Regions from separate parts of the Mus musculus genome. Here region 2 is linked to region 1. Evidence: chromatin loops called from intact Hi-C (ENCODE). Cell type or tissue: heart. All regions are shown on one strand. Each heading gives the region's core, and the rest is flanking DNA. Links, peaks and the distances in the headings are about the cores only.

Evidence for each region. A loop is a pair of places that touch in the nucleus more often than their neighbours do. Peaks named below come from ENCODE experiments on the same cell type or tissue, not always from the same donor. Only the 100,000 strongest peaks of a DNase experiment are listed, where the experiment ranks them.
Region 2: a loop joins it to region 1, with 2.2 times the contacts of the local background. A loop is called at or near these places in 3 of 42 quality-filtered maps.

The regions. Positions count from the first base shown.
Region 1 is chr15:61,528,754-61,544,036 of GRCm38, reverse strand. No RefSeq gene overlaps it. Among named protein-coding and RNA genes, the nearest start is that of Gm24696, 180 kb to the right of the region's middle. In heart, for the core only: no CTCF peak of the experiment used is centred there; no DNase peak of the experiment used is centred there; H3K27ac peaks cover 493 bases.
Region 2 is chr15:61,150,711-61,165,993 of GRCm38, reverse strand. It overlaps Gm38563 (a long non-coding RNA gene), which reads right to left and starts at 8,837. Exons shown (of 3, transcript XR_875374.2): 1 at 6,804-8,837; 2 at 2,859-2,934; 3 at 1-560. RefSeq lists an enhancer at 7,263-8,357. In heart, for the core only: a CTCF peak has its summit at 8,257 (motif pointing left); a DNase peak (open chromatin) is centred at 8,283; H3K4me3 peaks cover 993 bases; H3K27ac peaks cover 911 bases.

The DNA of each region.
Region 1 (15,283 bases), core at 4,966-12,965:
AAACTTACTACTTGCTTACTGAGTGAATGAATGGATGGATGGATGGATGGATAGATGGATAGATGGATGGATGGAGGGATGGATGGAGGGATAGATGGATAGATGGATGGATGGATGGATGGATGGATGGATGGATGGATGGATAGATGGATGGATGGAGGGATGGATGGATGAAGGGATGGATGGAGGGATAGATGGAGGGATATATAAATTGATTAGGTGTACTACTAATATTATTCTGACATACACAGGCATCTTGTCCTTGTTTTGCAGGCAATAAGCATGAGGTTAGACACTCAAGGGACCCAGAAAAATTGGTGAATGATTCTTCTTAACCCAAGATACCAATTTCAAAATATCAGAAAGTTTGTTTTCCATTTGACTAACTATTCTAAAAATGAATAACACTACAAGGACTTTAATATAGCTTAGTGCTAGAAAGAATACTTGACCAGCTTGAGCAAGGCTCTGGATGCTATCCTTAGTGGAAGAAAGGAGAAGGAAGGAGGGAGGAAGGGAGGGAAAGAGGGAGGGAGGGAAGGAGGGAGAGAATAACACCACGTTTAGTATGCATTCATTCAATGGAATGTGTAGTTTTTCCTGAACATCCAGTCTATGGTTTAGAATGGCAGTTGGCAAATTATATAACCTGTGGGCAAAATCTAGCCCACAGTTACCTGTTTTATCAAATGAAGTTCTCCATTCCAGGAGAGTGTGAGGTATGAGTCTTTAGTAGTTTTATAATGGAACTGTTGTTTGCCTCATTTGGAACTGTGGTCTCCAAACTCTTACTTGTCTACATACCCCAACTGTCTCACTCACTTTCCAGCATTTCTCACTTTTTCCACTTGTGCATCATGGCTTGAAATGTCTGCCCAGCTTCCCACCCTTTGCACAACTATGCTGTCGACCTTTCTTTTCTTCACTACCGACCGGTGGCCTCTATGACCTGGAAAATTCTTTCTCTGGAGGTGATTATGCTCTGACTCCTTTAACCTGACTCAGGTATGGCTGGCACCCAGGGGTCATTTTGTGTCCATATTTTCTCCTCTTTGTTGTTCTCCGTACTGCCATTAAAGACCTAGAACAAGGGCCGTCTCCTATGAGGGCACTCCTTAAGCCTTCCTTGAGGTTGAGTCCACTTGTCCTTGGGCTTCCTTCTCCTTCCCAAGTCTCATCTGAAATGTCATTTTTCTTTGAAAATCAAGTTGAGAAACTGTCACCCAAACTCATAAGTCCTAACTTACTTGTCTTCACCGTATTTGTCTCCAGTGTTTACTGCATGGCATTTAGCTTACTTGCCATATGGTTATTTCTTAGTAAGACAGAGGATCTCACAAAATCCGGAAACACCTCAGATGTCTCTAGGATGTGCCTTATAATTTACAGTCCACACAATGAGGCCAGTGTCTGGTAAAGGAAGAAAGGTGATGTTGCTCTTCTATTTTCAAATAGTCAGGTTGATGGTAGAATAAATCAGTTACAAAAAGCATTATGGCAGAAACCACCTTTCCGTCCACAATTTCTGCTTACGTTTGTTTATTTATTTGTTTGTTTGTTTGTTTTTTTCTCCTGAGAATAGCACTTTGTCTTGTCCAAGAACAGTTGCAGTTGCTGGGAGAAAGATTTTGTATGAGTGTGAGTGAGTGTGTGTGTGTGTGTGTGTGTGTGTGTGTGTGTGTGTGTGTAACTGAGACTTGTTTGCCTAATACAGAGAAAGTCATTTGGCCCCACTTGCCTGAAACAGCAAAAGGAGGCCATGATATTTGCTGAGAAGCCACACATTCCCAACCCTATTTCGATCCAGAAACTTGCCTTTTTCCAACTGACAACATGAAGTTTTAAGACTGGTGTCGGTCGTGTGACTTCAGATAATGGCTCTATATTTAGGAGTTTTGTTCCAAATATAATCGTATTCCGATGGCCAGTGAGAGTTTATTTATTTATGAAAATGAGGACCCAGCACCTTTTGAAATCAATCCCTTTATGCAGTAGCCTGTATGTGCCCATACACATCACCCTGAAAAATAACCCCAGAGAGGCTGTTTCACCAGGAAAAGTCATAGGCTGAGATGGTTAATTTCAAAGCAGCATTTATTTTCTGCTAGTTTAGAACATGTGTCCCTCAGGAGTAGCTTTCTGCCTGCAGCAGAAATGCTGATGTGCGGATTGTGTAATGTCAGCCCTCCTGTGTACCCCACTCTGTGTGTCATTCCTCACAGCAGGAGGCAACCAGCCCTCCCCTCACCATTCGCTGCCTTGCTCGATTCTGAGAACCGAAAATTATTTCTGCCAAGAGTGGAATGAAATATACATAGGACATATTCCCAAGTAGATAAGTTTATTTCTGAGGTACAGCATGGGAGAAAAACAGTGATGAGATTTTCTTCCTTCCTTCCTTCCTCCCTTCCTTCCTCCCTTCCTCCCTTTCTTTCTTTCTTTCTTTCTTTCTTTCTTTCTTTCTTTCTTTCTTTCTTTCTTTCTTTCTTTCTTTCTTCCTTCCTTCCTTCCTTCCTTCCTTCCTTTCTTTCTTTCTTTCTCTCTCTCTCTCTCTCTCTCTCTTTCTCTCTCTCTCTTTCTTTCTTTCTTTCTTTCTTTCTTTCAAGAAAGGAAGAAAGGCCTTTTTCCCCATCCCCCACTCTGAACGCCTTCCTGTCTATGTTTATGTTTGCTGGAGGCCTCTTTTAGCCAACCTTACTTCCTGGGCTGCTTTGAGAGACAGGAGAGAAGGGAGCTTAGCAAATGTTTCCGTGTTTGCTTTTTAAGCAAACTCAGGTAAAAGGGGGGCCCCATTCACACCAGTCCAACACAGCTTGTGGTGGCTGCATGGAGAAGAAATGAAACCCCAGAATGTCGCAGTCCTCACGACCTGCTATCTGCCCTTCTGATCAGAATGTGACTCCTGATTGATTTTGAGGAAAATTCTTAAAGGCTTGAGCTATTTGCAGCCTTCCTTTTCTCACAGAGTTTGCTCAAGGGTATCTGGTCACATGACTTCTGATTCACGCTCTGCTCCTACTTCCTCTTTCTCAGGTGCCGAACCTCAGAGGGCTCATGACTGTCATATCCCTAAACAGGGATATTCCAACAGGCCAACACCTGTTAGTGAAGTCCTTCCCACCCGTTAGGCCAGAGAGGAGCAGAAAGCACAGAGCAAAGCTTGTCCTTGCCTTTCATCCTGCTCCAGATACGTGCATGCCCACTCCAACCAACATAGGGCAAGTCACAAGACACGTGGCCAAGAGCTTTCAGTATGGGCTTGCGACTTTACCTCCCTAGGGTTCAGGTTTTGTCTACTTATTAAATGGACTAAATACCTCGCTCTTGTTATTTTCTATTTTACAGGGCTGACACGTGAACTAAGTTACATAATGGTTGTGGATGGAGAATGCCTTGTATAAAACGTGCCCCACCCCTGCTAGAATCAGGTCTGAGAACAGTAGAATGGCAGGTTTTCACCCTAACACTTGCTTTGTATTAGGATCGCATAAAGCAGAGTGGAAACACACACACACACACACACACACACACACACACACACACACACACACACACAATATCCTGGTCTCATCTGCAGAGCTGTTTGGTTAGGTTTTAATATTTCTTAGTTGATTATTATAATTTTTGTATAGTCAAGTTTAGAAATTGGTGGTGAATAGGTTAGGAAGCCAGAGGACCAGGGGTCTCTTCTGGTGATCATCTGCTCTCTTCCTGCCTCCTGTATCTACTCAGTCTTGGTGTTGTGTAATTGTCTGCCTTCCCTGAAGGATCAGGAGTCTGAAAGTAGTGCTTGTTTTTCGTTTTGTTTTGTTTTGTTTTTTTGTTTTTTTGTTTTTTTTGAGACAGGGTTTCTCTGTATAGCCCTGGCTGTCCTGGAACTCACTTTGTAGCCCAGGCTGGCCTTGAACTCAGAAATCTGCCTGCCTCTGCCTCCCGAGTGCTGGGATTAAAGGCGTGGGCCACCACCATCCAGCCAGTGCTTGTTCTTTTACCATAGAATACTCCACAGCACCTAACAGCTCTGGTATCTTGGGACAGTAGAGTTTATCTCAGGATGTTGTCCAAATGGACGGTGTTGGGTCTTTGACAAGGACTTATTTTGAGTCTACTACTAATTTATTGGCATGTCTAAGACCCTAATTTTGTCTTACTCATTCCAAAGATCTTTTGTTGAGAGATTTGAAAGCTTTAGGGATTCAAGTATTTGCATAGCATTGTGCTTAGATTCTGGATCCAGTTCAGTGGGGGACCAGATTTGTATAACCAGAACACACTAGTTTAGTTAATGCTTCTTACATTTTAACAAACTCACCGAGTTACCTAAGGATCTTCTTAAAGGGTACATGCCATTTCTGTAGCCTGAGATGAGGAATTTTTAATAAGACCCTTTGTCACATCAATTTGGCCAGTTAGCGGCTATCACTTGTGGTGTGTCAAAAATCACTTCTCCCAGGTGAGTTTTCTGTGGCTGTACCCTGCTTCACTTGGAGGGCAGGTAGCATAATGAGGCTGCATCTGTGTGGTGCCAAGTAGACCTGTGAACAGTGCTTTTAAAAGATATTGGCAGAAATATTTTGCTGCTTAGAATCTGAGGACTTAGGTCAACTTGTCTGAATTTACCTTCTGTCTTCAATATTTTCCTAACATGATTTCTAGGTAAGTTAATGACTCGTCTTTCTCTTAGTGTCTCAACCTGTTGTATAGGATCATACAGCCCATTTCAAGAAAGTTACTCTATGGCATGGCACGTAAAGGATGGTGTAGGTCGAGTGCTTTGCTTGCCCCGCAGACTTAGAGCAGGGCTCTCTTCTCACTGACTCAGCACCACAGGAAGTAAAGAAGTTTCTAGGGGCATAGGTTTCTTTTTCTTTTCACTGCCAGTAGGAAATCAAGCCAGGTAGAAAGTGCAATTCCTTTCACTTCCTCTCTTAGGGGGCATGAAAGCCCCAGGTGGGGCTCAGTACTGGGACAGTGGGAAAGAGTGAAAGTGAAGAGTTCTCAGAGAGAGCTGACTCAGAGCATCAGGGCGCGGGGGTGGGGGTGGGGTGGGGGTGGGGGATGAACCAATGAGGGATGCTCTATGGGAAAGATGTTGCTGAGGGAGGCTGGGGGGGGGGGAAGGACAGGAGAGTCACTGGAGCCTCTCCTACTTTGCATCTCCTTGTCACATAGGCCCTTCTTGGTCCATATTTGTTTTTTGGTGCTGGATCCTAATTCTTCTTGTACTTACCTTTAGAGACACTCTATTTATGTAACCAAGTACAATTTCATGTTCTGGCTTTCTAGGGCAGATCTTGTTATCTTGCTTGACCTTCCTCCTGTCTTTTAGAGTTACCTGTATAATCATTTCTCAGGCCCCTAGATAGTGAGCCCCAAAGACAAATAAGTTTCCAAAATGGTTTTCTATCAGAACAAGTATAACCCATCTTTCTCAAGGTTCCACAGGCCTCCTTGCACGTGCCTTTCTGCTTCTGGGCACTGATCGACTTCAGCTGACTCTAGACTGATCAAAAAACATCTTTTGTAATCCACAGTCAACGACTCTCAGCTCAGGTACATGCCTGCTCCACATTTAGTGTCTTTGCCCAAGACATTTCTTGTCACAAGCTGAAGTTAGGAAAACAATCTGATTACTGATGTAATCCTACCACCATCTGCTTGATTTATCACTCCCAGAAGGAATTTGCATATTTAAAGAGGAGATGCTTTAGGCAAATGAGTCTTTACTTTTGTGTGTTACTACAATGGTTTCTCATTATACTTATTCAGAGATTGAAATATGCAAATGTTAAGCCTAAGGATTTTGCATTTTGATGGCCTTCATGGAGTATGTGTAGTTAAGAAAACTTTCCAGGTGACCGATGCTGACTAAGAACTGCAAATTCCTTCCTGATATAATAGCTGGTTACATATGGAATAGTAGAAAACGTTTTTGGTTTTGTCTTTTAGGTTTTTTGTTTTTGTTTATTTGGTTTTTTGTTGTTTTGGGTGTTTTGTTTTTGTTTTTGCTTTTTGTTTTTGCATGTCCACCAGGTGTCCTTTCCTATGCAATAAAATACCATAAAGCTTAATGAATTAAACAAAAATGATAATACTTCTCTCCATTCTCCAGGTTGCCTGGCATCAACAAGGGACTCTTCTGCTTCAAGGAGTATAATGTGGGTCACTCTGCACCCTATGACTGGGAAGTCCTTGAAGATCCGAAGAAAACTTAAACACATACATGTGCATCATCCTTTCTTCTCTTTAGGAGTCTCATGGAACTAGCTTGCAACTCCTTATACCCAGCTCATGTCAGTTTACTCAGATTTCTTATGAGCCTCTTGACTTCAATAGTGGAAGACTCTATCCAACGTCCTTCACATCAAGCTGAGAACTGACTAGTATTGCTTCTACTCTCTTTTACTCACCAAAGTAAGTGAAGTAGCCACTCCAGATTCAACAAGACAAAAGGTACACTTTGGTGAGCAGAGTGATGTATGTCCACATAAGAAAGGGAGGAACTGATGGTATCATTTTCAGAGACTTTTTATATTATCTTTCAGTTTGGTTAAGACCAGTAATCTATAAGCCTTACCTCTGAAAATTATTGATCCTTGCACAGAACAAAAGTGATCGCAATGCCCATTTGGACCATGTGAGTGTCTGAGACCACTGATTATTGGTATACAAAATTTGAAAACTTTTGGGATTCTTGTTTGTTTGTTTGTTTGTTTGTTTGTTTCAAATACTGATAAGAAGTGGCTTGGTTTACCAATTCTAATATGAAGAAGTACAGGCCATTGCTCTATGTTTGTGTTACACGTCTATAAAACCTAAGGAAGCCTAGGAGGGAAAAATATGATCAAGTGGGCAGAACATGGGCACAGAATGGCTTACACTCCTCTAACTGCTGAAGATGCTGCTCTAAGTTCTCTGAGGTGATGGTTTGCCTTGAGAGAAGTCCATATGATACCATGTTTTTCTAGAGTGTTCTGATTCTCAGGGTGATGGTGTATGCAGATAATGGCTGGCTCCTTTAATGTATGCATTATATGAACTTTGTGCTACTAAGCAACATTACTTTTTTTTTTTAAGTGCTATCTTCACAGAAGCATTTAGTCTCCTAAGAACAACAACAAAAAATCGTTTCAGAAATTTATGAGGGAAGGAGAGAAGAACAAACAACTTAGTATTATTTAATGAGCATGGGTTATGAGTAAAAATATGAAAGTGAATGTATTAAATGAAATTCCCAAAAGACTTTCTCTGATATTGCTAAGTTGCGTGCATGCATGTGTGTGTGTGTGTGTGTGTGTGTGCACCTTCATTTTCCAGAACACTGATTCCATATCCTTAGAAGGGTCACAGCTGCTGCTGGCATGTTTCGAGAGGGAGCCTTGAGGACGCCCCAGTGCTTTAAGCTAGGGAACAGCAGAGATTGAATCTGAAGTCACCATCAGAGAGAGAAAAAGAACAGGTTACAAAAGATGGGCAAGGTGCCTGGAACTTCATGCCTGTGTTGTCTCCTTTGTGTAAAAGGGGAAATCCAAGAATCCATGCCTACCTCTGATATACCAGTGCATCCTTGGCTTATTGGAGTAAAGCTAAGAGAACAATGACTACATTATTTCATAAGCTACCCTTTGATCCAGTTTGGAACTAGTATTTGTTTTATTCCACTTTGTACTGCCTTAATGGAATGCCTGCAACTGGGTAATTGTAGTTGACAGAGACTCATTTCTTAAACTTCTGTAAGCAGGGAAGTCCAAGGTCACGGAGCCATATGGTAAGGGTCTGCTTGCTGTATCATACCGTGGCAGAAGCCAAAAGCCCATGCAAAAGTACAAACACGTGAGGGAGCAAACTCAGCCTTCCCCTAGGAACCCCTCCCTGAATGACTAACTGACTCTTGCAATAAGGGCATTAATCCATTCACGAGGCAGAGACTCATGAGCTGTACACAAAGCTGTTCTATTTCTCACATACAAATTTCTCAAGCTCAAGCAGTGCTGTTATTCTTTTCTATCTCTAGATGTTATCTTATATCTTTAGAGCCTCTTTCAAATGCACAGGTCAGTGATCAACAATACAGAGGAACCCTGAGGTTCTTGTCTGGAAGTGCTGTAAATAGCAATTAGGATAACGTTTTTCCACACCCAACATTGCATTCTTGGGAGAGGGACATAGATAGCTTAGAGGGCAGGAAGGAAAAACACTAGAATGGGTCATTGTCTACTGTGTAGGAGCTGCTCTGCTGGGTCTTTACAGTGTATATCTCTTTATACATTTTTATAACTCTGCAGTGTGTGTGAAATGACTGCTACTTCATGACTGCACAGCAAAGCTTAGAGACTGAATCAACTAAGAACGGAAGAATTAAAAATCCACAGCATCTAGTCAGAGCCTGTTATGTAAGAGTAAGGTAAACAATTCAAAAAGACACGTCAGAGGGTTTTCTGCCCCCAATAGAAGATCATCCTATCCATGTAAGAAAAAACTATATAGCTGCCTGAATCAGAATGTGACAGAAAAACAGAAAAACAAACAAACAAAAAAGTGACAGAAGAATCTGGCAAAAGAATTTTAAGGGGTGTAACGTCAGTGATTTCAATAAGCTTGCCTGGGACTGAGGAGGCAGCTCAGTGGTTAAAGCATTTGTCAAGCAGGTTTGAGCCGCTGAATGCTAATCCCCTGAATCCATGTGGAGCTGGGGATGGTAACGTGCTTTGTATAATACCATTGTTGCCTCAATGAAATAAGAGAAGGAGACATCAGAATCATCGTAGGTTTGCACGCACACCCAGGGGTGAAAGACAGGCAAACCGTCTCAAACCAAGAGGAAGGGAAGGGTAACATTTGAGGTTGTCCTCTGAGCTCCACAAGCATCCTGTCGCTCCTGCAGCCTCACAAACATGAATATGTATATACCCATATGTAAGTATTAAGCATGCACACATAAACAAACATGTACACAACAAACAAATAGATACATTTTCTTAATATGTGAAAAACATTTAGACAGATGATATTTTTCGCTTTTATCCAACAGACAACTGTAAATGCTAGTTTTTGGTCCAAAGCAAAGCAAAAACAACTATATGAAAAATTCTCCTAAGTGAAAAATTATAATGTTATTATTTTCTGAAAACCCAGAAAACTAGACATCCAATAAATGAAGTAAGCAGGATTTTTTTTTCAAGTTGACTATTGGAAAAATGGAGAAATCATAAGTTAAAAATAGAAATTAAATCTAGGAATTAGTGGAAAGATAATTATTTGTCATCAGAATCCACTGATTACAAATGTATAGCATATTGTGAGGAACATATTGTGTAAATTGTCTTTATTGTTTTTTTCTATGAATAAATATTATGTTTGGAATTTTTTGAGATTGTAATACAATTATAACATTTCTCCTTCCAAATCCTCACTCTCCTTTAAATTCATGACCTCTTTTTTCCTTAATTGTTGTTGCATGCAGGTATGTATGCATATATACATATACATATTCCTAAATATACATATACAGATATATAAATATACACATATACATACCCACATAAACATTTATACATATACACATATATGCATAAATATTCCTAAATATAACCTCTTCAGACTATATAATGTTCCTTTTACTTATGCTTTTAAGGTTGATCAGTTGGTGTTGGATAACCAATTAGTGTGTTCTTCCCTGAGAAAGATCATCTCTCCCACTCCTAGCTTTGCTCACTTATCAATAGTTCCTTGTTTAGGGCAGAGACCTCAGGGACTCCATCCACTTTGAAAGTCCATTGCTATCATCTTTGTCCATCCTTGTTCATTTCACATTGGACAGTCAGGTTGGTTAGATCTTTTGAGTGTAGCTTCTGATGTTGCTAGGAGATAGCACCTCACAGCCAATAAGGGAGTGATTCCAGTTCAGATGTGGGGAGCAAACTCAGAAAGCAAAGCAGGGGACATAGAGAACAGTTACACACAAAGGACGAATGTCCTGACACAGGAAGTGGCACAGTAGAAATAGTACGAGTGAAAAAAATGTCTCTTCAAAAAGACTGTTAAATAAAATTAATGATGGTGATCTGGCTGGAAGGAGACAATGCTGTTCTACAAGAGAAGAATGGAACCTCTTTCATTTAAGCACTGCCTGCCTATGTTTCTGAGTGCCATCTGATACACTACCAGTGTGAAATGGTTCCAAAGAGCAACCACCAAATCTATTCAGGACATTGATAGATTAATAGATTAATAGAAACTATCTAAGATATTACATAAAAGTTTTTCATATTCTGAGATGCAGAAATTATTAGGAGTAAAGATGGCCTGCATGCTTTTTTTTTTAATCTGACCACAAAGCAGTTAATGTGTGGTTAGCTCTGAGGTCTCACATCTGAGCTATTGTTGAGACAAGTTAATTTCTCCTGTTTCTAGAACATTCCTGTAAGTTCTTCTTCAGTCTCAAATACAGGGCAAAATGAAAGCCAAACAAAACAACAAACAAACAACAACAAAACCAAAAACCTAAAACAAAGAAAATCAGTTTCTCGTCTTGAAGAAGAAGCCAGCACTGAACTCTACAGGGTTCAGTGAATCTATGTGTATCAGACACAGCTGAACATAAATTATCTATTAACTTTTGATATAATCCTGATTTTTCCAACGGTGTGATAACTCACAGCAGTCCTCTACTACATTGCCAGAATCACACAGCCAATAAACATCAGAACAGGATATAACCCCAGCCCATCTATCTGAGCCACCCATGCATTTAAAGAGCCTGCCTCATCATGTCCTAACACAGGACAAGCATGCTGCCTCTTCTGTATGTCCTTTTTCCATGTCCCACCTTCACATTCAGTGCTGGCCCAGAACTTGTGGTATTACATTAAGATACGGCCAGGAAGGGTCATAGGTGAGAGAAGAGCAATCCCACACCTACCCGTTTCTACAGCTGCACTGTTTCTTCCTTCAGATGAAGTTCGTGCTGTTATATAAAAGGAATGTTACCCAAATGCCTCCAGCATGAGTTTCCTTTTAAAGGAGAAATAGAAGAATGAGGCGTTTGGTTTTCCTTTGTTTGCCTGTAGCACCTATGTTAAGAATTTGTCCTTAAACCATGACTCACTCATTCTTGGAGCGAAGTACAAGGAAGTGAACAGATATAATACTTCTGTGAGATGTGGGCTTGAGCTTGTGTGGGAAAGATTGAACTGGGACCGTTAAGGCAACGTTTCATTCAAAACCCACCAATCCACCCCACCCTGCCCCTTCCCCAACAGTTCCCAACATGACTGTTGTTCCAGAAGGCCCATTTTCGGTCTTGCATGACTATCAAATATTCAGACAAGTGATATCTAGTTCCTTTGTATGTGGTTGCTTGCTGGATTGTTAAGGTTTATAATTATTAACTGAATCATTGGCTAGTTGTTCAGTAGGCAGTTGGATTGGGAATAGTTATTTACAGAACAAAAGCAGATGGCAGGACAAGTAGTTTAGATAGAGTGCAGGGTATATAAGCTTGAAAAGTATTGAGTTTTTGCAGATGGCATGGCATTAAGCTTTCAACTTAACCCACTGCATTTTAATTCCCTCGCTCTATAAGTGCATATGCTACCGGTAGAAAAGATCCTGTTAGAATACCAAGATCCCAGTTCTCAGTATATCAAGAACCATTCTAGAAAGTGACCCATTTGGGCAACTCCTAGCCCCCGACCTCTTCATCGCCAGCAATGTGGCTGCCTAGAAACTTCTCAGTGTAATTCACTGGCAACAGGGAGTTCCATGAATACCAGTGAGTCATCCTGCTGGCTACTGTGATCCACAAGTGGGATGCCTAGGTGCTCAGGATGTTTGCTTTGGAAGGAACTCACCCAAAGAATTTCTTTCCTTTGCATGAGACAATGAAGAGTGGGAAGTCACTCTGGGTGTGATTGTTTATCTCTCTTCTTTTATATCCATTGTTTAATTCCTGTGAAAATGCAAGTCCTGAAGCAATGAAAATTTAAGAATTTAGGAGGACCCTATAGAGAACAAAAATTTCAGTTGCCTGTGCTTATCCACTCATGAGGTCCTAATGTTCATTAAAAAACAAAAAAACAAACAAAAAAAAAACAAAGAAAGAAAGAAAAGAGAAGAGAAGAGAAAAGAAGAGAAGAGAAGAAAAGAAAAAGGCATCCTGAACTTCCTGCAAATTCTTGGCTTACACTGGAAATCAGTGTTATCACCCAATAGTGCCTGGTTATCAAAATGATACAACCCATGAATACTTCAATACCCTCCTGATTTCTGAATCAAGACTCAACAATACCACTCCCACTTGCACCACCGTCACGACCACCATCAGTACTACCACCACAAAAACCTATCACCAAGTAACATGTAAGTACCAAGTAACACAATAGCCAAAGGGAAATAGTTCAGACACAATTCTTTTATGTAGCAAAATGATTGGTGTGTCTTACTCTGTGGCTCAAGACTATCAGGGAAGTAAACTAATACTGATGTAATTCTCCCTCATTTCATTCATCGCCACAGACTGGGCAATCTCCCATGGCCAGCTGAATTCAAGCTTAGGAAACCGAGAGGCCCAGGTAGACTGCACTTTTTCTTACTCATATCCATTTGACATGTAAAAAGCATTCCCTTAAGGACTCTTGAAAATGGGCCTTCAACATCTTCTTGCCTGGAACTGAGTAAGATGGCTTTTCCTCGTGGTTGAGGAAGGCTGCAGAATGAGAATCCAGAATCTGCAGCCTTTTCTATGGAACATCGAAAAGGGAAGAAAGGCACGGTTGTAAACTGCCAGCTAGTATGATATCAAACCTGCTTCTTACCAGAGACACGGAGTTGCCTTAAACAAACAAACAAAACAACAGCACCTGCTGAGAACTCCTTGGAGAATTTACCATTGTCTTCATAACACCCAGTTGCTGCTGTTGAACAGATTTTATGACAAATCAAACATATAGAACAAAGGTTATGAAAAGCAAAACCTTGATTTGTTTCTGAATACCTGTCTGCTCCTGGATATTAAGATGTAGAAGAACAGGGATAATGTCTGCCTTGTTCATTATGGCCCTTGGGCATCCAGCACAAGGTTGACATGATGTATGTCATTCACATTTATTAGATGTAGCAATAAATGACCAAACACGAGCTTTGAGGTTAAGTGAAGAGTTTAAGAACACTAGGTGCTACCAAGGAGAGGAGAGGGAGTCATTTATTTTTTGTATGTTTGTTTCGTTTTGTTTTGTTTGATGAGTATATGGAAACACATATGCATTGGTTGTGCACAGCATACGAACAACTATCTTCTATAGTACTCTTCAAGGCATGATTAAAAGTTTTCTCTTCTTTCCATTGCACTGAGTATTTATACTTCTACTTTACATTTGCGCTTCTCATATTCTGCTTTTACGGATTGCACTTGCAGTGTTAGAGAGCGGGAAAACACCACAGTACTTCAAGGTTACCTTTCTTGATCAAAGTTTCAGAGGGTGGGGAGAGCCATGCTGTATTACTTCTAAGTGAGCTCCTGTGCTTTCCTTAACTGTCTTCCTCCTGCTGGTCCTCTTCCTCCTTCCCTCCCCTTTCCTTCTCCTCCTCCTCCTTTTGATTCATTCATTGTAATCCTAAAAAGAATACAGGATATATCTTTGTCCCCCTTTCAAGGATGATAAAAGTATTCTGTATATTAATATGTAAATCCAAAACACATGGCAGATTGCAAGCACTAGGTAGAATTTGGTTAAACTGAGAAAAATCTAGACTAACAAATAATCATCTGTTATTTCCTTTTTTAGGAGGAAAGGAGAGAGAGACAGAGAGACAGAGAGAGAGAGACAGAGAGACAGAGAGACAGACAGAGAGACAGAGAGAGACAGAGAGACAGAGAGACAGAGAGACAGAGAGACAGACAGAGAGACAGAGACACCAGGGGTATCTGTGAGGCTCTACTAAAGCTGCCTTGGATTATATGACCAGGTGGGTATGCACATCTCAATAGTGTGATTTTTAGAAAGCCTGAGGTAGATTTTGTTTTTCCAAAGATTTTTGTCTAGAGTATCCCGCATTTCATAGACATTTTACACATACGCCTCCTACATTCAAAACTGTTCCATGTTTTCTGTTCTTGAGTCTCAGCAATATGTAACTGTATTCAGTGACTACAGAAATTATATACTTTTTATTTCTATGACTAGGGCATGAATTATCTTATGTGCTTCCTCCTTCCTGCTGTCCCAGAGAACTTCCTCATTGACTAGTCCTAAATTGTAAGACAGTTTACATCTCTCTTGTGGAAAACATAACTGACAACACTTTCAGTAACAACTAGGGTTATCCTGACCATTATCTGAATAATTTTCTTGGATGTGGATTGCCTAGTCCTGTCCCCCACATCTCCTACTCTAGCTGATGCCACACTGAGTAGACATTCCTTGTGAAGCCTGCCTAAGTTGAAGTCTTGTTAATAAATAAATAATTCTTGATTTAAGTTACCATTTTTTGAATGGCTGTTGTATAGCAGTAGGTAATTGGAACAAAACCCATTACCATGAGATATCACATCTTCTCATCCATATATTTGTATAACAGTGAAGTAGATATTTATATTTTCAAATGCATTTTTGAAGTTTTTGATTCATAGGTCAGTCATTCTCAAACTCAACTCAATGTGTAAAATATGGCTTGTACATGCACTGTAGACTTTCCGAATGGTGACTAGAGGCACTTGTGAAAGTCCTTAGAGGAACAGAGTTGGAGTCTTGTCATAATGGCAACTATTTTTCATTGAGGTACAATTCATAGAGGGAATAAAGATCATTTGCAAGTGTTTAGATAACATCATAAATTTTGAAAGGGTTCTTTAATTTATGACTTATTCATCTGTCATTCACCTACCCTCTCATGTATCCATCTATGTGTTTTAGCTCATTTATCTAGGAGTAAATTTGATTAATGATATTTTCATGAAGAAGAGGGAGGAGAAAATTCTTGTATTTGGAATTTTGACAAACAGTAGACAATTATCCACACCAAATACTATCATCAAGAAAGGACAAAGGTGCCGGGCGTGGTGGTGCACGCCTTTAATCCCAGCACTTGGGAGGCAGAGGCAGGCAAATTTCTGAGTTTGAGGCCAGCCTGGTCTACAGAGTGAGTTCCAGGACAGCCAGGGCTATACAGAGAAACTGTCTCGAAAAACCAAAAAAAAAAAAAAAAAGAAAGAAAGAAAGAAAGAAAGAAAGAAAGAAAGAAAGAAAAAAGAAAGGGCAAAGATTTCTCAAGTGAGGAGGCAGGC
Region 2 (15,283 bases), core at 4,955-12,954, 380 kb after region 1:
CTGTGACTCTTCAGTAAGTGGGAAAGGGAGGAGGCCTGGTTAGAATGAGCTGTCCACCAACAAAAGTGATAACGAGTTACTGTGTTCCCTCTCTCACTAAATAAAAGAAAGTTAATGCTGACACGTTATGTCAGCAGTTCGCAACCTCTGTGTCATGACACCTTTGCAGGCAAAGGATCCTTACACGGGGGTGACCTAAGACCATCACATACATTTACATTACATTACAATTCGTAGCAATAGGAAAATTACAGTTTTAAAATAGCAACAAAATAACTTTATGGTTGGGGGTCACCACCACCCGAGGAACTGTATTAATGGGTTGCTACATTAGAAAGGCTGAGAACTACTAATTTAAGTTAAACTCATGTCTACAGATATGAATGCAGGTCTTGGATTCCACGGGCCATGTCTTTTCCTCATTGCTGAGTAATTTTCCAGTTCTGTGATTCATACTGCACGGAGTGTAGTTATACAGTAACTTTCCAGTGGGCCTCTCACCCCAGGGATTTGCCATGTCTGACCTTCTCTTAGGCAAAAGATGAAGAAAATTTCTCATCCTAAGGAGGGAAAGAAAAAAAAAAAAGAACATAACCTAAATGGCAAGATATTAATCTTGAGACCATTTACAGGGAGGTGTTAAGTGGCCCCGTTGGCATTAACAGCAGTAAGCTTCGAATATCACTTGTACAGCAAGCTGCTTAGCTCTGCAGATAGCAAGTCACAGCAGGCCTTCTTGGGTTGCAAATATAGTCACTCTGTTTGCCAATTAACTCTTTCCCACATTGTGTTTTATATAACCAGCCAGGAAGCTTTTGCTTCGACAGCAGAATCTGCTGGCAAATGGTACTGTCCTGGGAATTGAAGTGATGCGACAGTAGCCACGGCAGTGGTCAAAGGGGACAGGAGAAATCATGGAGAAACAGTCATTAGTGAGCCAGAGCCTCCTGAGGCTTGCTTTTCTCTGGAATAAGTGTCCATATCCTCTCAGCTTCCAATCAGGCAGGGTAATGGACAAGACATTGCTCCTTTATCTTGAGAAAATGTAGCATGTCCAAGTTATTATAAACAAGCTACAAGGAGATTCTGTGATTTCCCAACTACACTGTCTGCTGTCCTTTTGTGCATCTTGCTGTTTTTTAAAACAGATTTCAGGAGGAGCAGGTGGCTGGATCTGTGTCCTGACCCCTTAGTATGTGACACGAAGGCTCCATGACTTCCTGCTTCTTGTCCCTTCAGCCGAACTTGGCAGGACTGACCAGCCCTCCTCATAAACGACTGAGTCTGTCTCTTCCATTCTTCCCTCATTATGATTTCTCACTCTTCTGGGAAGGTCCCTCCCCCTTTCTTCAACTAAACATGTTGATGGGCTTCTCCAGACCTCTTAACTTGTTAGTTTAATTCTTCACTTAGAAGATGCTGTGTAAGTTATCATCACAAGCAAGTTAGCTGTTTCTTGAGGAGATGGGGTCTAACCAGAAGAAACATATCACCAGGGTGATAAGTCACCAGAACGGGTACACTTTTGGTTCTGATCCTTGCCTTCCCCATCTCTTTGACTCTCTCTCTGTGTCTATCTCTATCTCTCTCCATCTGATTCCAATCAGGCACTAAACACAGCTGCATTGCTAGGAGCCATGTCTGGTACACTGTGACATTTATTTGGTGTTTGAAGACTACAGATTCATCTATTCGGTACTCAACTTGAGAGAGACAGAGACAGAAAGAAATAGGGAGGCAAGGAGCAGGACCAAGAGTATATAAACCCTGGTGACTTGTTTCTTCTGATTAGACCCTATCTCCTCAAGATATTTCTGCTGCTCAGATTCAAATAGGTACTTACTGTAGTAGCAATAAAATGAAATTGTTGAGATTATTTGTTTGCTTGTTTTATTTTGTTTTACGAAAATGTCCCTTTTTTCTCCTTCCTTGTAAATATCTCCTTCACTTACCCACTGCTCAAAGGTCTCACTTCTATCTTTGGCGTCTCCTCCTTTTCTCATGCACAGTCGCCTATCCAGTTCCAGTGACTCCATTACTGTATCTGGTAAAGTTGATGAACTCACCTGTGGTAATCAACCTTTTACTGCTGTGATAGAATACGTAGGTGAGATTATTTAAGAGGAGGGCGGGTTTATTTGGGGTCAGTGAGGCAGATAACGGGGAGCTGATGATGGAATGGTGGTCAGAAAGAAGAGAAGTTAAGAATGGAAGTAGGGAGAAAGAGAAAGGGGCAAAGATCAGGACAAAGAGTGTACCCAGCAGGTAACCTGTTTCTTTTGATTAGACCCATCTCCTCATGAACTATCATATCCACTAATGGTATAAAATCACTAATCTATCCATATGTGAAACCATTATTGAGGTCAGAGCCCTCGTTGCCTTCCAAAGCCCGACCTCTGAAACCTTCAATACATGAGTACCTGGAAGACCCTCTAAATACAAGCCATAATAACACCCAACCAGTGTCATCATGGTATCTTAACTGCTCTTCTTCCTTAGACCACTAGCTCTCTAGTAACTATTGCTACGTTGTCAATACAAGCCTTCTCTTAATGTGAAATATTTTGCATAATTTGTTCCTCTGCTAGCCTCTTGCACTTTTTCCTTACCCTACCTCGTCCTATGCTATGCTTTGCCTCTCTGGACTTCTGCATCCAAACCGGAAGTCTCTCCAACATCTGCAGCCCTGCCTTCTCCCCATGCTCTCATTTCACGTGACTAAATTCTTGGGATCCAGAGCACAGCTTCACACCTGAGTGCTTACTTCAACTGGAGTTTCCCATGTGAATCACAGGATGCATGGAAAGATATTCATTAGCTTTAATCTTTTAAATCATCTCAAGGGTTTTTCATACCTGGTGCCACTTTAGACCACTGCATAGAAGAGACATCACGTACATCTTCTTTAAGCTTCAGGACTGGGTGCTCCTGCTGAGAAAGGTTAACATACTTGGACACAGTGGCTCTGACTACCTGATGTTTCCTGAGGGTTTGTTTCTTTGTTCTCTAATTCTCTTCCTGAGATTGTAAGTTTCCTAATGGTATAGACTGGGTGCATTCCTTTGGTGGTGCATAGCCTACTTTGAGGAAATGGTTGTTGAACCAAGGAGGAACAATGAATTGAGACTGCAGCAACTGTTTCTCTGAAACTCTTTTCTGAGGTTGTAGTCCCTACACTGGTCACACTAATCCCACTTTAAATGGTTTTGTAATTATGCCACCATGTCTGCCTTTTGCAAGAGTCTCTATCACATTCTTCAGTTCTTCCATCACACCATGTACCCTCCTCTGTTTTCCTCTGTCCTGGTCACTCTTTTTATCCTTCCCTCCCTCCATCTCGCTTCTCAAAAGGTGAGAGCCATAGTAAGAGAGACCCCACCTGACTTCCTACGCTGTGTCAGAAGTTTTCATTAGTGATGATGCTCAAACCATCTGTTGTCTATACAACTTAAAAAGAGGGCAAGTCTCAAAATAAACAGGCTTTGGTGCAGGTTGAGCACTGTGTCCTCTTTGATATATGTCAGGGTTGCTTCCTAAGGCCAACTCTCTGTCGTTTTTTCATATCTGTAAATTGAATACCCAATAAGACTGGCATTTACAGCATAAGAAATATAACCCCTCATATGTAAGCATTGTGTGATATCTCAGTTGGAATTGTTCAGTAATGATTAACCCCACAGGTCATAGATAGTTGCTGTTGTTCTGTGGCCTTATGAAATATTCTACAAGCAGTGGATGCTTGTGCACACTGGAAGAGAAAAATGTGACAAAACTTAGTCATATATTCAAAAAATATCTGGGTCTGTAAATAGAAGACCCACTGAGAACTAGCTCCAGGCCTTTTCATTTTCATTCATCCACTCAATATGCTTATTCTCTGTACCAAAGCGATTGGTGCACACACCGGGACTTGTAGCAGTCTTGAAGCTGTGCTCTTCCGTGGATGTAGATTTGAAACAAGATCACCTAGGCTATCCCAGGGGAAAGAATAGCAGCCTGGTACAGATATGCTGTACATAGAAAACATAATTGAATAGATCTGCTCTTCTATGCTGATGGGAAGACAATGTTCCTTTAAGCACAGTGTATCTTTATCCACCCGACATGGGTCTTGGCACCACCGCTTCTAAAAGGCAGCACAAAGAGCACCTATTGGATCGTTCCTCAGATATCAAAAATGATTAGACACATAAAGGTACATTTAGCTGAAGTTTAACATAGAGGAAGTGAGTGGCAGGGAGAGCAGGCGTCTGGGCTGCAGTGTGTGTTTTGACCTTGTAGATATTTCCGAAAAGGCCATTTAAAGACAATGGCAGGAGGAAGTCCATTTATGGCCTTCAGCGGGCCAGTGTCAATGGGATCTAACCCTCCCTGTGCTTGCCAGATCCTGTGATAACAGAGACAGCTGGAAGGTCAAAAATAAGAAGAAACTTTAGATGTGCTGCCAAGTATTTCCTTGATGTGGGAAGGCGGGGCCCAGGGAAATTACTCTCCTGACATTTGCCTTCAGGATGCAAGGCAGTGTGCTCAGCTGCAGAGGCTTCAATCTTAGGTGCAATACTACTACTAATAATAAAAAAGTCACTCGCCTGGTATATTTTAATCCTATCTGTATTTTGGTCCAAGAGTCATTCAGGGAAAGTAAATGAAAGCATAGACTGACTCGTGGATCACTGGCCTCAAATTATTTTCAAAGCATTGCTTAGAAACATTGTTATAGTCTAGAGAATCTGGGCTTTAGTTTCCCAAAGGCCTGCATACAAATTCTGGCTGACTTTAGGACTTACAAGCTATGAATTGTTATCAACCTCAAAGTCCTCACTTGGAAATCAAATCCAGGACTGGAAAGATCCGTGTGTGTGTGTGTGTGTGTGTGTGTGTGTGTGTGTGTGTGTGTGTGTGTGCACATGTGTGCCTGTCAGCCCTCTGTCTTTCTGTCTCTGTAGATATGAATTACATGAGTGATTTTAGATTATAAAATGGAAGACAGGATGAAGATTCAGTCCAGCCTATAATTCGAGCTGAATTGAGCAAGGATAGTAGATTTTCCAATTGTCTAACTTGCCCTTAGTAGCAGCCAAATAGAGAAGGCCTCAGCAAACTGTGCCCACAAGCCAAGGTCAGCCATCCTGCCTTTGAAATAATGTTTTTGTTGGATCCATTCATTGATGCCTGTACATGCTTTCTTCTGAGACCATAGAGCAAAGTACTTGTGACAGTGACCATCTGGACTCTTGTCTAAAATGCTACTTTCTCATTGACTGTCATAGAAAGCATCCATTGACTCCTGAGACTGAAGCTGTATAGAACTCAAATAACATAATCATGCCACTACCTCCATCTTTAATGCCTGTGTTCTCCTAAGGCAAAAAAGACAATAGAAGATACAAACAGAATTGATTTTCCAGGAGCCTCAGATTTTTAACCATTTCTCCTAGCAAGCCCCCTTCTCCTTCCTCCATGTCCAACCTCATAGAATCACCCCAGCTTCTGTCTGTTGGTCTAAGAACCAGCAAGCTTAGCTGCTAAGTTGGAATGTGGGACATGTGGGTGCTATGAACAGCCCTTACCTGCCTTCCCGGAGAACTGATTTTATAGAAAGTAAAGTAACTGTGCAAAAGCAACGAAGCTATTAAGATCAAGTTGGAACTCCAAAGAAACCTTTAGTCTGCTTTTGGCCACCATAATGCCCACTTGGTGAAGCCTAATTTTCCCCCCAACCAATCTGGGGTGTTCAGAATAGAAATTTGGCAGGTTTCATTTTGCTTGGAACCTGAAATTCTAGAGTCAGACCTGCCTTTGGTCCTTTGGTCCATAATAACCTGGATGTGTCCCAATTTCTCCAAGGCATTCATTGCTTTCGTTTTGCACAAATTAGGGGGTGTGTGTGTGTAACGAGAGCTTTCTTGGATGATAGTGAAGAGATACCATATCAATCAATTGTTCTCCAACACCACTCCTGTTACACACCACCTGCCAAACTTTCCGAACACTCAAGCTCTATCCTCAGGGCAGGGAAAGCAGAATGTTAAGGTGAAGGTGTGAGCAAAATCATTACGAGGGGAACTCTAAATGATTCTATTGTGAAGTCTGGGCTAAATAGGATGTTTAGAGGTGCTTGCAGGATTGTGACTCAGAGTCGGTCATCAGTCAAGGGCAGCTTATAGTGTGGCCGTCATGTGACACTTACCCAGGGCTGCCAATCCTGCTACAAGCTCTGACTTAACCCACGGTGACAAATAGCTTCAGGTGAAAGTGTCGTTCCACCCACATAATGTACTGCCACCCCAAGGCTTAATGCCCTCCTTAAATCAAACATGGTGACAGTTGCTGACTCTTCTACTTGAAGTCAGTCCCAAATGTGGGTGGTTGTTGCTTCTGGGACAATTGGAGTTAGACACTAACACCTATGAATACACAGGGATTTGGGCCCAAAGAATCCAGCAAACATGGTGCCTGGCCTTTGCGTACCACCAGCTACTTGTACGATGGGTGAGATTTGACTAAAGCTCCTCAGACTGATCTTCTACTCAACTTTCCTTCCATAGACTCAGCAGTGTATGAGTGTGTGTGTGTGTGTGTGTGTGTGTGTGTGTGTGTGTGTGTGTGTGTTAACTAAGGGATTTGCATTCTGATTTCTGGGTCCCAGGTGGCCTTGTTTTAGTCTAGACTGCAGTTAATTCAAAACCAGTACCCAAAACGGTACATTTGGAAGGTAACTCAAGAAACCAGGACAGAAAAAAGCAATAGTAAGTGAAAGAGAAATAGCATAAATACAAAGTGTTCCACATAAATCTCACCACAACAGGGAGCAACTGCAGACTCCCCTTCTTCTCCACTGGAGATTTGCCTCAAAATGATCAGTCTGGGAAAGGGAAAACAAGAAGTTTCAACCCTCTTTAGCGGGAACAACCCTTCCTTTTAGCATTGAACTCCCAAACAATCCAAACTTAAAAACTGAACGACTTGTCATGGGTCAGCCATCCAGAACCCATGGCAGCAATAACACCCTGCACAAATGAGGTAGAATTGTTTGTGTACACAGGGGGCATCCTGTGAGGAGCTACAACAGCCGCCCACACCATCCCTCCAGGGCAGATGCCCCGGGGATGAGGTACAGCACCCACATCACCCAGTGACTGATCTCAGATCCCAAACATGACACCCAGGAGACTGGACTTCCCCAATTGGGAGATCAAACCAAAGCTGCTGCGAGGTCTTCCTTAGGGTCCTCTGCCCTCCATCACTGGAAGATGCAAACTCTAGACATGGGTCATCGTAGCATTCCTATTCTATTCATCCCAGTATTCCTACACAGGCAATAATCGTCCCGAAGGCGATAGTCTCCTGAAGACCAAAGTCATGATGAGAAATGGTTTAAGAGGCGTGGGTGTGAAGTCTAAATGAAGCGAATGGGCTAGGAAAAACAAAATTCCCAGAATGCAAAGCAAACCCCAACAATACTAATAGGCAGCAGAGAACAAGTCACAGCCATGACTCTAGGGCCTTTGCTTAAGCAGACTGGCTGCTACTGCCGAAGTCGGAGCAGAGGAAAGATTTTCCTGGTTGGAGGAACAGGGAGGGAACGCAGCTCTTCTCAGGGATTCAAGGAAACATTCATTAAGAAGGGCAGCAGGATACCCGAGAGCTGTGCCTTTGGTTGTCCCAGAGAAATGAAAGCTGAGAAGCACAGCTCCCCGCTTGTGAGGTGAAGTAGCTTAGCAATTGAAAGACAGCGAGCCATCCGCCCGGAGCAATTATGTTTTCATTATTATTCCCAAGCTGCTGTGTCACAAATCACATTTTCCGTCCCGGGGCATGTCGGTGCACAGCTGCTGATTGCAGGTCCCATCCCTGCACCAGCTGACTGCTCCAGCCTGGCCCTGGGAGCAGCAAGCTGGTGGCTCATTAACCGCAATACCTGCTCACTGACAGCAAACCCAGCGGAACAGATGCCGCGGATTTAAGGACGTTCTCCCCCATTAGAAATGAATACCAAGTTAGGTGCTTTTTCTCCTTTTTCTTCTTCTTCTTCTTCTTTTTTTTTTTTTTTTTTTTTTTTTACTATCAAACTCCTGTTGGGATTTTTCGGGAAAGACCGTGAAGCTCTTGTAGATTTTCCTGTCGATCTGCGTTACAGCTCAGCTGAGACTATTAAAGATGGGCACAGCTTTGATTCGCAGGCACAACTACAAACACACCCAAGCGCCCCTAGCTTTAAAACTGGGAATTTAAATTGCCCAAGCTTTCGATAGTTAGAAGGCCACCATGCTTGTGCTGCCATCGTGTGGCTGATTCCGGAACTGCATCGGAATCGGACCACCAAATTCGACTCGACAAGGACTAATTTGGGCTTCCTCTGCTTTCTCCTCTCTAGTCCTCACTGTCTGCCCCCTGCTCTTTTGAAACAGCTTCTGCTTTGAAGTAGTCTAGTAAAGAAGAAGAAGAAAAGTGGGAGAGAAGTCAATTAGCTAGGTCCCACTGTTTGCAAGTCGGTGTTCATGGGGCTTAGCGTACCTTTCAGTGGTTAATCCTCACAAAAGCCCTCTGTGGCAAAAGCTGTTATTGACAAACAGTCCTCAAAAGAAGCTCACTCCGGATCCAACATTCTTGATCCCTCCATTAGGTGAATTCAAAGTCAAAACTGAGTTCTCTAGAACTTGCAGACTGCGTTTAAAGGCACAAGGTTAATTAAAATGTAGTTCACCTTTTAAGTTAAAAATAAATGTCCTTTAAGCTAAAAAACATTATTTTAGAAACTTAATGTATTACTACCACATCTTTAAGGTCTGATCTGTTGTCTCTAATCTGTAATTTATAGGTTAATGATTTTCATTCTGTAGATAATAGTTTATAAATAAAACAGGTACAAATATTTTTCTCATGATCTCACACTTCTTTGTGGGCCTTCTGTTTCACTCAGAATTTTGAGAACTATTACTACTGAATGTGAATATAATCGAGGCTGGAAATCTTATGTCATCTTTCACAGTCTTGGTTTCCTGCATTGTTTAGAATGGTCCCTTAAGGGGCTAGAGAAGTGGCTCCCTGGTTAGCAGTGCTTACTATTTTGCAGTTTGGAAGACCAGGTGCAGTTCCCAGCACCCACGGAGTGGCCCCCAATCCTCTGGAACTCCAGTTCCAGGTTATCTGATCCCACTTCTGACTGCATTCACCTAAAATCATTTGCTATGAGATTGTGGGTCCTGGTTATGTCAGAAGCAACACTCATAAAATCTCAGTGTGAGCTGAACAGGGACAAAATAGACGTGTTAATGGGGATGGGAGGAGGACCAGGGGGCCTCAACCCTACCCAAAGACCTACCGGTAACTGAGGGATGCTGAGACTGGGAGAAACAGTCTTCTACAGGAAGATATATCAATTAGATATCCAGTAGTATCAAATAGCCCTAAAAGCATGCATACAGGTAGCATTAAACAGACTGAGCAGGCATTAGTTCTCCTGATCCATGGGAGAAGAGTCATTTACATACGGCTCTGTTATTCCCCTAAGGAGGTCTATGGTCTACCCTCTAGGAGGAATCTCCCTGGCCTTGACTGAGGGTCTCAAGCAGCACAGACAAAGTTGCCAAAAGATTACCCCTGTTGTCAAGACATGGTTATTCTCAGTTACATGGCGAAGGTTAAAGGGCGGGGAGAATCCCAAAAGGTATTAACTATATCCCTTAATACTGATGTCATACAAAGAAACTTACTGATTGCTTTTTATATGCCAAGGCTTGGAACTAGATAAAAAATAAATGAATAAAGATTTCTCCTATGTTTTCAAAAAGCCATATTTGAGGTGAGGGAGTGGGTGGATAGGTGAACTAGTAGAAAAAAAGAAACAAAGGCCTGGCCACAATATTCTAATGGCCTCCAGTGATGTAGAGTGGAATCTGTTTAGGTGGCTCAAGGATGTGGTTAAGAGGGGTGGATGCTTGGTGAGGGTCTCATCCAACTCAGACAGATAAAGGTGTGTGATAACTCTTTGGTGTGTCCTGTCTGTGCTCCCAAGTATGCAAGCTGACCCGGTCCCCCCAAAACAATCGAGTCAGATGCCACAGAGGTGGAGGAGTCTCTGGTAGAAAGGACGCATGGAAGACTAGAGGGAAGAAGTTGCTTATAGACATCCCACTCTTCTTTTCTGTACTCAAGTGATGACACAGGCAAACACTCGAGGCAGAATTTCCCAAGGACAACACACTCCCTGTCCCAGGAAACAGGAGCTCACACCCTGAATAAAGGTTCTGCTTCATGCTGCTGCGCCACCCTGTCCCGCCTCCTTCCTGACACAAGGGTGCAGTTTGTTTGAAAGCTGATCTCCACTGGAGGCTTCAAGGAAGGGGACACAACACTGCCAAAGATCCTGCCTGTTCTGTTTCAGCTGTAGCTGACGTTTTGTCTGTCCGCACCGATGAAGTCATGAAGATCACACAATCAGTGGCAAGATGATATTTTCTGTGATAATTTTCTGTGCTTGAAAAATAGGAAAGCTAAGTCTAAGGGATTCTGAGAGCTGCAGCCACACCAAGGCAGGTATCTTGGTTTAACTCTGGAGGGAAAGAAGGCTCAGAGAGGTGATATAATCCAGTCATGTTTGCACAGCATGCACACTCTGCCTCAAAAGGAAACTTAGGAATTTCTCACTGCCCTGTCATTTTTTCAGGGGAAGGAGGAAGGGGTCCTTTGGATAAAATATGCTATTTCTTTTTACAGTCATCAAAAACAAGACCATTGACAGTATTCTTTCCTCCAGGGGGTGAAGGTTTCTAAGCCATTCTACAGCAAACTACAAAACAGGAAGCCTTCTCAAATCCAGAAGAGTCTCAATCAAGGAAAGCTGGTTAGGAGAGGAAGGCCTCCATGAAGACAATTGTCCTTCAGTGTCCCTGTATCCTGATTGTTTTTCCTCCTACCTGGTCCCAAACATCATCTAAATGGAGATGGTGGGGGCACAGCACAGGGCTTATACAGCCAGATTCTCTCTGCTCTTCTCTGTCTAGATCATAACTGTTTGCAGAGAGCAATTGTTTTTCCTGGTAAATAGAAAATAGTCTTGCACTACAAGGAAAATAAAACCACCATTTCTACTCTACCTGGGGAAAACAATCCAGTTAACTCTGGGGACTTACTTTAAAGAGCCCATCATTGTTTTGACTCCAACATGTGCTTAGACATTACTCCTAGTAAGATGGTCTTCTACTTCTATTAACTCCCTTACAACTTTAATGAAGGAGGGACGGTTCGGCGCCTATTTTCTTAAATCCCTTCTATCACAAAAGGTCAGCATGCATTAGCAGAAATATAAATGCATCCTCACATTCTCTGAATGATGTCAAGCTGTTCCTTACTCACATGTTAAACACAGACGCATCACTTTATCACAGGGGAAAGACAGATCAACTCAAATATTTCCCCAACTCGTGGCCACCTAAGCGAGTGTGGAATGGAATATGAGGCTGGCAAGAGCTTAGTTCAGGCCTCAAAGCCACCACCTGATAGAGAATCGTCCTAGAGAGTTATGGTTTATATATGATTTGACACCAAAGACTTGTTCCCACTGTCATGGTGCCGAGAAGTGGGAGGAAGTGGGTATCACTGGGAGGTAACTAGGTTGTAATTAGATTGTATCTGGGGACCGGGTTAGTTTCCGGAAGAGTGGGTGTTATGAAGCAAGCTGACTTTGTGCTTTTGCTTTCCTCTACACTTACTGGATACACACTCCGACCGTGCGATGTCATTCATCCCACTCTGGGGAAGCAGAAGGCATTGGAAGGGTGTGTCCACTCGACGTCGGCCTTTTCAGCTTCTAAAGTAAACAAAAGCAGCACCTTTTCCTCATAAAGGGTCCAAGCTAAGGTGTGTCTAAGACAAAGAGGTGAACAAGCCCTAGAAAGCCAGATGAATCCTCTCTGTTCCCTCCCTGTTCCCCTGGAGAGGTCTTTTTCTTCTCCAGGTCTCAGAATCGGAGTTAGGCGGTCCATCAGGGTCATCTAAGGGAAACCAGATTCAAGGAATTCACAATAGCCTCAAGAGAAACTCACGTCCCTCACAGGCTAACAAGTAGAGTCTAATATTTCTATAAAACTTCCCATTCCAGTATGAAGCAAGTCCATATTGGAGAGGGTGTGGTTGTTGTTGTTGTTATTATTATTGTTGTTCTTTTGTTTTGTTTTGTTCTTTGTAGATTTTCATTTCCTCATTTACAGAGCAATGTTTCAGTTCCTCCTCCTTACAGCATAGATTTATTTAGATTTTATTTGTGAGCTTGGGACAATCTCATCAATTGAGGGTATCCTATTACTATGCATGACCAGGAAAAGGGATCCGGCATCTTCTTACTTGCGAGCTTGCTGCTCCCAGCAGTGCACTGAAAACTACAAGCTCTGCACATTTCATTCATCAGATCCTTTAAAGACCTCTGGAACGGAGAATTGAAGCTTCAATGACCCCCAAATAAACCTTTCCACTGAGATTTTTTGAAAACCACCAAGACACCAGTATTAACATACAGAGAGCCATAACCACCACCCCCCTGACACCTCCTAAAGGCAACAGTGAAACGCTTAAACAATGTCACACAGTGATGGTCTCACAGAGCAAAACTGCTCAACTGGACAACCTAATTCATAAGCAAAGAGCTGCTTTGGAAACACAATATGTACTGCTGATTTATAATGTGCCTACAACTCTGGTAAGCCCTTCCCATATTTTATCCTGCTTAATCTACATAAAAACCTAATGAGGTAGTTAGCATAAGTCCACTCTCCCTTATCCAAAACTGTTGGGGCCAGGTGAATTTTGCAATGAACAACTGTTTTTATTACTTAAGAAAGGAAATATAGGATACATATGGTATGTTGTTTAAGCACATCTGCAAAGCCTGGAATAACATACTGGAATCAAATGTCTTAATATGTTGCAGCAGAAATCATTGTGTATTCGTAGAGTGGAATAAAGAAAGACTATTCTATGTTTGTCATCTTATACCAGTTTGGGTCAGATTCCTCCTGCTAAATGAGTTTGCAATGGACCTGTGAACACACTTTCTGTTTTCAAACTTGAGATTATTTTAGGGAATGTAACTCAATTTTTCTGGACTTGTGACACTCCATTTTCCGAATAAAGAAAGATGGCAGCAGTAGCTTCCCTGACAGTGGACCTGTGACTGTTAGGGCCTTACCCATTCTGTTTGACACCTCAGTAAATGTCACTGTAGTGTACTTGTAGAAACTGCTAGCCCCTAGTTCTATTCTCCACACTCAGGTTGGACCACACACTCAGGACGTGGTCCCAGTCTCCAGTCTTCTTGCCAGGATGGATGCTCTCCTTTAAATAGCCAACAAGTTCCCTTAACCCTCCAAAGACATCACCAAGATCAGTAGCATAGCACATATAGAGAGCTCTTCTCCAGAAGAATGCAATGATGCGGTGAGGATGCTCGCAGCTATAGTAGCTTATCCTTTTCACCCAATTAGAACAGCATGTGGTGTTCTAAGCATATGATGTAGCCTGTTTGTTTGCAAGGCTTACTATTCTAGGGAGGAAATATATACAACAGATCCACCAAAGGTTTCAGGTCCAGGGTTGAGAAACCTCTATCCCAGTTTATAGTCTATTATGCAAACCCTCTGGGGAAGTCACAAGTGACAAAGGAACCCAACATGATAAACAACAGGTTCTGCAACCAACTTACCTGGTTTGGATCTCATTGTCCTACTTTCTAATTATGTTACTGCAAGCAGATCACTTACCATTCTATGCCTCAGATGACCCATCTAACAACTGAAGATAGTAAAATAACTTAACATTGGAGATTGGCATGACCAATGGCTTTACACATAGCATCTGAGTTGGTGTCCCAGGTATAGCTACAGGCCATATATATAAATATACACTTATGATCACCATGTTTTCTCAAAAAGAAGTTGATAATGAACACTAAAGCAATGGCTCTTTCAGACTCTGACACAGTTAACTGAGCACCAGGGTATTTTGTTTCACAGTGTTCAGGATGTGTGTATGTTGCCTAGAAATCTATCTACCTGCACAATTTTGGGCCTTCCCCAAAACCACTTCAAAGAGCAACATTGTGTGTCTTCCTGACACAGAATGAGTGGTGTGGATGAAAGAAATATGCATAGACTCTCCTTGATTAGCTATGATGGATTGCATCTGTTCTAACACTGTCATTAGTAGACTTACAGAAACCATCTGAGTAGTGCTCTCTAAAGAAGCAAGGTTGGCTCAGCTCACCCAGTCTTCAAAGAGATCACCACACCCTGGTGTAAATGAGAAGACATGGACACAGATACTAGAATTCAGTCCAAGGTATACTTGGTTGTAGATATACAGTGTGATTGTGTGTGTGTGTATGTGTGTGATTGTGTGTGTGTGTGTGTGTGTGTGTGTGTGTGTGTGTGTGTGTGTGCTCTATAATGCTATACTTATGTCCATATTCCTATCTGTATCTAAGCAGTAGTCTTCAGAAAGAAGGGTGACATTGTCCTGGAATCTGGTCAACAAGCTATGATCTGTAGGAAAATTCCTGCCTGGTCACCGGCTGTGTGGTCTGCGAGCTGAACATGGCTATATTTCTAACTATTTTCACTTTCATAAATATCTAAGTATATAGCAAAATTCTTTATCTTTCCAGTTTCAAAACCTAACATTTTTACTATTTCGCCCTTCAAGGAAAACTCATTGGCCCCTGCTTTGGAAGGCTCTGAGAACACTTGTGATTTAGATATGACTAGGTCTAAATTGGGACCAATCTACTTGACAGTTATGAGGCTTTAGATATGTTATGTATGTATTTGAACCTTTATTCCTCCTTTGTGGATGGAAAGATCAATACCTGATAATATAAGATCAATGTCAGCACTAAATGATGTTTTATGCTCAGTACTCTCTGTTGTACCCCAGTGTCTGACTTCTTTGCAGAGAGGGTGATTTCTCTTTGAATTCTACATTTGATTCTTAAGTGGAAAAGGGCATGGTTTGCTCTTTTCTCTATTCACAAAAATCTCTTTTCTCTATATTCAAAATCAATACTTGATAATAACTGTGTGATTTGAGTGAACCACAGATTCTTTCAAACAATTCCCATTTTCATGACCTGGTGCTCCCTAAAGCAGCTCCCACAACACAATGGGAACAAACTCCAAACTTGACCCATCCCATTCCTTCTTCCTACACCCATGGATACTGTCACCCTGGGGAATGTTTCTCTAGAGGGTTGCAGGGAGGCCAATGTCAGGCAGATAGACGTCAAGGC